Regions from separate parts of the Homo sapiens genome. Here region 2 is linked to region 1. The links are chromatin contacts, found by Hi-C or POLR2A ChIA-PET in ENCODE. All regions are on one chromosome and are shown on one strand. Each heading gives the region's core, a stretch centred on a gene start or an enhancer-like site at or near the end of the contact. The rest is flanking DNA. Distances are from core to core; before and after follow the strand shown.

Region 1 (3,623 bases), core at 114-2,613:
ATAGAAGGACCGCTCTCAGAGCTCAAACACAGTGCTCCAGGGTGCTACCTGCTGCTTAGAATTCTCCATAGGAGAAACGAGAAAAAGAAAAACCAAGCCCAGTTATGCTTCTCTGTGCCAGTTTTTCAAGCCAGCATATATAGAAGTATCTAGAAGATATACAAATGATTAGGAAACAGGAAGTTCAGCCAGCCACATTATTTAGGATCATGTCAAATACATCCCTAAAAATTAAAAAGTAATAATGATTTCCGTATTTCTTATTAATCTTAATTCGTGAGACAAGGCCTTTGTATCAATTCATAATAAATTTAGGAGTATTCGTGAAAAATTTTAAATACAATATATACTTTGACCAGCAACCCCACTTCATGGACACTGACCTACAGAAAGACACATTTGTGTACCAAGTTTCATGGCCAAGAATTGTACAGGAAAACATTGTAAGAACAAAGATTTCCACTAAAGGGGAAATGATTTTAACATTATGAGACATTTATACTATGTAATGCTATCCATCTGCCAAACAGAATGCTATAGACTTCTACATATGGACATGGAATGATCTCCTACACGTATTAACTGTAAGAAAAATAAGCAAATTCAAGAACTATTTCCCAAAGAAACCCCTTTTATGTTTTAATAAATCTATATGTGTGTATAGATTTGTATATTTATATATGTAAATACATAGAAATATTGAAAAGGTCTAGAAAGATACATACCCAGTTATTAACAATGACTATGTCTAGGAAAGGTCGTTTTTAAAACTTTATATTTTCTGAATTGTTTTAATTCCTTCATACACACACATTTCCATTTATAAACTTGAATTCAGTTGAACTCTTGGCAGGGATGGAAGACATGGTGTCCATCTAGCCACAGAGACATAACTGATAGCTCAGACTGGTAGGAGAATCAATTAACGCACTCATTCAACAAACATTTATTGAATATTTACAAGATGCCAAGCCTATGCTAGAAACTGTAGGTGCAAAAATGAAAATAGTAAAACATTGTCTCTGTCTTCAAATTTTCCACGAAGGTATACATACCTCATTAAAAAAATCTGGATTTTCACTTGTTCTTTATCTTATATGTTTTTTATAAAGTTAGTAGAAACAACGGTTTCTTAGTGTTGCAGAAAACGCAGTAATGAATCATTAACAATGAATCATTAACAATGAATCAACAGTGGCTCGAGGAAACATCTTTATGACTTACATCATTAAGATTTGAAGAATTGATTCTGCTCCCACCTCCTAACATATACCCTTCTACCCCTAAGCTCACGGTTGATGCCAAAATCTCTTTATTGTGAGTTACACGGAGACAGGAGCAGCGACGCAAGCTACGTGAAGTCTACTAAATCCACTGTTGCCCTCTCGGTAAACCAGTATGAATGCAGCAACAGGAAGGACCACAAGATGGCAGACTGGAAACGAGTCATGGAGCCTACAGCAGGCGATGAGGTGCTACAGCCAGTGGAATCCCGTAGCCCTGGCATCTGAAGAGAGACTGGGAAGGGCTTTATAGATCTGTTGAACGGAGGGATCAGAGCGAAGAACAATTTTGGCACCACTCTAGTGCTTGCTCACATCTCTTAGTGTTCTATTTAGTTGTTTTTACCATCTAAAAAACAAACCATGTTCATCTCTTCTTCCCACCCCAAATAGATAGTCATACTCATCAAAATCAATCATAGCTTTCTATTTTAGTATGATTGAGTAGCAGAATTTTTAAATTGGACAGGATCTCCCCAAATTTGAGGATGAGGTGCTTCATGCATAGGGAGGAGGCAGAAAGATAGATAGGGACCTGGTGGGACAAAGAAGCACAAGTCCACATTGTCATAAGGAAAGGCTCTTTTCATGATGTATGGGGACTAGGGTTGAGAAATTATTTTCAGGAAGTTGTGTGAGTAAGGCCAAAACTGTAATTTTCCAGACTTTATACCTGTGCATGCAGAGACACATAGGTAAAGATGTTGAGTAATGTGAAAGTGTACATTGGTGCTGCTGTTCTTATTTAAGCAGATAAAGTATCTACATAACCTATGATCCAGCCATTTCATTCCTGGGCATATATCTCAAATAAATCCTCACACAGGCTTGCAAGCATATATGCACAAAGATGACAGTGTGGTTTGTAGTGTCCAGCAACTGGAGGTAACCTGGGTGCTCATAATTGGGAGAGTAGATAAGTAAGTGGTGGCTTACAGATATTTACAGGATCATGCATAAAAGGGCAAATGGCCAAGCAGCACATATTTTGACCTGCCAACACGGTGTTGACCAGGATGGCTCTTGGAGACAGAAGGAGCAGACATCTGGGACCTCCAATATTGTCCTATCATACTCTGAGACAGTGCACAGCAATCTGGCAGGGCCAACTGTCTGACTCTAGGAAAAGGACATTGAACCTTGAGCTAGGAGGTTTGAAAGCTGTGATTGAGGTGGCATTGGCCTCTTTTGAAAAGCAAAATCCCAAAGTGTATTTTGAGAACATTGATAATTTGTTGTCAAGACAAGTTGCATAAAAAGCCGGCCCGGCACGGTGGCTAATGCCTGTAATCTTAGCACTTTGGGAGGCTGAATGGGTGGATTGCCTGAGCTCAGGAGCTCAAGACCAGCATAGACAACATGGTGTAACCCTATCTCTACTAAAATGCTAAAAAATTAGCCTGGCATGGTGGTGCGGGCCTGCAGTCCCAGTTACTTGGGAGGCTGAGGCATGAGAATCACTTGAACCCGGGAGACGGAGGTTGCAGTGAGCCGAGATCACACCACTGCACTCTATCCTGGGCCACAGATCAAGACTCTGTCAAAAAGAGAAAAAAAGGCAAAAGTAGAATAATTAATACTGTGTGGTATAGACACAGAGTCAAATTTATTGACCAGAACAGAATAGACATCAGGAAGAGAGTACACCTGTGAAAAACTAAATGCACAAAAATACAGAAGTCTGACATTGCCAGACATTGGTAAAGATTTGAATGAATGGATATTAATACACTTCTGATGGGAACACACATCAAATTAATCGCTTTGGAAAACAGTTTGACACCTTCATATCAAGTTAAATAGTTTACATGCAAAGACCAAGCAATTCCACTCTTAGGTACCCTAGAAACTAGAAGAATTGTTGGGCATGTATACCAAGAGAAATGAATAAAACATGTATCACAGTATCCTTCGTATCAGTAAAAATTGAAAAGAAAAAAAGAAAAACCTTCCAATTTCCAACAACAAGAGAGTGACTAAATGAATTATATTATAGAATAATTATGCAGTGGAATATTACACAACCTAAAAATGAATGAACTAAAGCTACTCACAAGCATAGAAAGACATTTTAGAAACATAATGTGAAATGAAATAAGTCACAGAAGATGACATATAGCATGATACAAATAGAATGTTCAAAATCAAGCAAAAGTATACAATGTTATTGTTGGGGAAACATTAACTAAAAAGAACTAAACTACTTCTAAAAATGTAAGAGAATGACAAGCATAAAATTTAGGAGAGGAGTTAGTTACCTCTTAAAACGGAGGCACAGGCTGGGCTTGGGGACAATCACATTCCTGCAAGGGCTGACTGAGGTAAGATCAGTGATGGAGT
Region 2 (3,517 bases), core at 608-3,107, 140 kb after region 1:
CATTTTCTTAATCCAGTCTATTGTTGTTGGACATTTGGGTTGGTTCCAAGTCTTTGTATTGTGAATAGTGCTGCAATAAACATATGTGTGTATGTGTCTTTATAGCAGCACAATTTATAGTCCTTTGGGTATATACCCAGTAATGGGATGGCTGGGTCAAATGGTATTTCTAGTTCTAGATCCCTGATGAATCGCCACACTGTCTTCCACAATGGTTGAACTAGTTTACAGTCCCACCAACAGTGTAAAAGTGTTCCTATTTCTCCACATCCTCTCCAGCATCTGTTGTTTCCTGACTTTTTAATGATCGCCATTCTAAATGGTGTGAGATGGTATCTCATTGTGGTTTTGATATGCGTTTTTCTGATGAGCAGTGATGATGAGCATTTTTTCATGTATCTTTTGGCTGCATAAAAGTCTTATTTTGAAAAGTGTCTCTTCATATCCTTTGCCCACTTTTTGATGGGGTTGTTTGTTTTTTTCTTATAAATTTGTTTGAGTTCATTGTAGATTCTGGATATTAGCCCTTTGTCAGATGAGTAGGTTGCGAAAATTTTCTCCCATTTTGTAGGTTGCCTGTTCACGCTGATGGTAGTTTCTTTTGCTGTGCAGAAGCTCTTTAGTTTAATTAGATCCCATTTGTCAATTTTTTCTTTTGTTGCCATTGCTTTTGGTGTTTTAGACATGAAGTCCTAACTTTATTCTCTTAAGAAATTGCCACAGCCGCCCCAATCGTCAGCAACCACCACCCTTATCAGCCAGCAGCTGTCAGCACTGAGGCAATACACTCTACCAGTAAAAAGATTATGATGAGCTGAAGGCTGGGATGACTGTTAGCACTTTTAGCAATAAAATGTTTTAAATTGAGGTATATACATTTTTTTAGATATAATGCTATTGCACACTTAACAGACTATAGTGTAAACACAACTTTTATGTGCCCTTCAACTTCAGTGTGAAGCCAATGCTCATTACCATTCTGAAAACCCTAGAGTCCTTAAGAATGATGCTAAATCTACTCTGTATGTGCTCTATAAATGAAAAAACAAAGCCTGATGACAGCACATCTGTTTACTGCATGGTTTACTGAATATTTTACGCCCTCTGTTGACAACAAAAAATTCATGTGACTCAATTTATTATGGTGGTCTGGAACAGAACCTGTGGTACTTCCTAAGTATGCCTGTTGTTCATGGCTATTGGAAATGGGATGTGAGTGCCACTGCTCAGCTCCAGCCTCTTGAGGCCACACAGAAACTTCAGACCCAGTTACACAAGATCTCTTCATTTTTCAAGAGAAGCCAGAAATTTAGATTTTTGGCTTTGGTGTTGAGGATACATTTAAAAATTTCTAAACACTCTGTAGAGGCAGACAAAACATATCCAATAGTCAGACAGAACCTGTGTACTCTGGCTTGGACCTCCCCTCAACACTTACCCTAAAATAATTTTGTGTGTGTTTATGTTGGAGGGGGAGTGAACAAATCAATCACATAATGTTATATAGAGAGAAGAAGAAATAGAAAGGAGAAGAATGTCAGCATTAGTTCTACTAAAATTTGAGTTCGCATGGTTTCTTCTTTCATCCTCTAATTATAAATCAGTTGCAATCATTTAAAATACTTATAGTAACTTCACCTCATTATGAAATCTATCATGGTGAATTTTATAAATGTATTACATGATATCCAAGATAATTTTGTTGGACTCAAACTTCTCAAAACACCAGAAGAACATTTTTAAGAAATCACTTCCATATATTCAAATTCTGGTGTCAAGTTTACTTGCTTACTTGGTAGAAGGGATCCTTTTATGAACTCAAGTAAAATGCCCATCAGACTGACTCTTTGTGGCTAACCTAGGGAATTTGCTTATTTCCTCTTTCCTAGCCTGCACTGTATTGTGTAGGAGTTATCAAAATCTCACCTTTGCCAAGGTTTCACTCCCAGCACTCTTTAAAAAGAAAATCCTTAATTAATTTCTGATTGAAAAGGGGCATGTTTACAATTCTTCTTTAAATAAGCTTCTTATATATTTAAATAAAACCTGGTACTCAATTTATCTTTCTAAATTTCAGTTGGTCCAACTGACCCAAACTTGACAACAGAAAGAACAACTCTAAAAAGAATAGCTATTCTTCATCACTGGCCAACTGTTTAAATACATACAAAGTATCTTGGATCAGTCTCCTATAATGGTGTTTAATAACCAGATTTTCTGACAGCCCACAAAGAATACAAAGTTTTATTTTCTTAATAATGATACCATGTCTGTACGATGGTGAAATAGGAAGGGTTTCAGTGACTCAGTTTTGTAAAACACAGGAAAACAAAAGACCAGTGGGCACCAGGAAACTAAGTAAGACCTATAAACTTCCCTATTTCAAAGAAGCAGAAACACTAAGAAATGGAAGCTAAGGCTCATATCCTTCAGGGAGGACTTCAACTCTCTGATCTTTCAAGTCAATGTTAGCTTTTTGATATTGATGAAATAAATGATCAAGTTTCAATATAGCAAAGTCTTAGTTATATGCCCTGATGGAGAGATCAAGGTGACATGGACAAACCAAATGGGAAGGAATCAACAGAATATTTTAAAAGAATGTGTTTGGCTCTGGCAGGAATTTCATGCTTTCATGTAGTAGCTTCATAACTCCTTTCCTAATCAGGTTTGGATTGATTTAAATAAAAATTAGTTTCTGTTTCCTGAGCCACTGAAAGCAGAGAGATGACTTAGAACATTCTTCTGGCCAAAATTATTGCAGCTTAACCAAGGGCAAGCAGTAAGATAGCATCCCACGCTCAGATGATCTGGAGCTCAATTTAACACACATTCTGCTTCAGAAAAATCCAAAATTCATGACTAAGAGAACTTAACCCAAAAGCAGTGGCATCACCTTCCTTTACTCCCACTGAGTGAAAATAAACTGGAGGATGGCTAAGCCCCAAAACAGTGAGTTGCTAATCATCATAGTTATCATACTTCTTTTGGAGGAAATGAGATTTAATCCAATGCCTGCATGTGCCTTTTCAGGAAATTGCTCATCTGTCTAATTAAGCTCTTCTTTCTTCACAAGCCTGTGAGTACATTCAGACACATGGCTTCCAGAAAACCTTTTTGCCCTTTTTCTGTTGGTCATTGGAAATTTCTAATTGGTAATTGGAAATCTCCATTTTAAGGAGATTCCATCACTTTGTATTAATCACTGGTTAAACTTCATTGACACTGTTTAGAAAGTGCCATTTCCTATTAGGAAGCACTTTTGAATGAGCACAAATTAAAAAAACCTCAGAGACTATGCAGGTGGGTTTACGACCTTGTCACTAGCATAAAGCATCTAACTGCTCAGAGACTCCAAGTATACATGTGCTCAGGCAAGCATGTTTCAGCTTGTTTATTTGTTTCCCAGCGAAATAGCCATTGTACTTTGCCCTCTGCCCTTTTCATATGATACCACAGGGAACCTGCCCTGTGTCCTGGCTTCCACCAATTAACCTTGCTTTATTTCCTGTCCTTG

The links. A loop is a pair of places that touch in the nucleus more often than their neighbours do. ChIA-PET counts read pairs that join two places held with the same protein, here RNA polymerase II (POLR2A). Pooled maps may share reads with other maps.
Region 2: a pooled map shows a loop between it and region 1 (2.3-fold over the local background). The contact joins the enhancer-like site here to the promoter of LINC02458 in region 1. A Hi-C loop is called at or near these places in 1 of 168 maps with a recorded cell type or tissue (MCF 10A), 1 of 37 single-sample maps with no recorded cell type and 12 of 50 pooled maps. POLR2A ChIA-PET finds 5 or more read pairs at or near these places in 1 of 52 experiments (HCT116).

The regions. Positions count from the first base shown.
Region 1 is chr12:89,018,329-89,021,951 of GRCh38, forward strand. It overlaps LINC02458 (long intergenic non-protein coding RNA 2458), which reads right to left and starts at 1,364. Exons shown (of 3, transcript NR_038385.1): 1 at 1,225-1,364.
Region 2 is chr12:89,154,179-89,157,695 of GRCh38, forward strand. No RefSeq gene overlaps it. Among named protein-coding and RNA genes, the nearest start is that of LINC02458, 140 kb to the left of the region's middle. Within about 2 kb of position 1,858, at least 4 of the 41 ENCODE cell types and tissues checked have a DNase peak (open chromatin) inside an H3K27ac peak, as active enhancers do.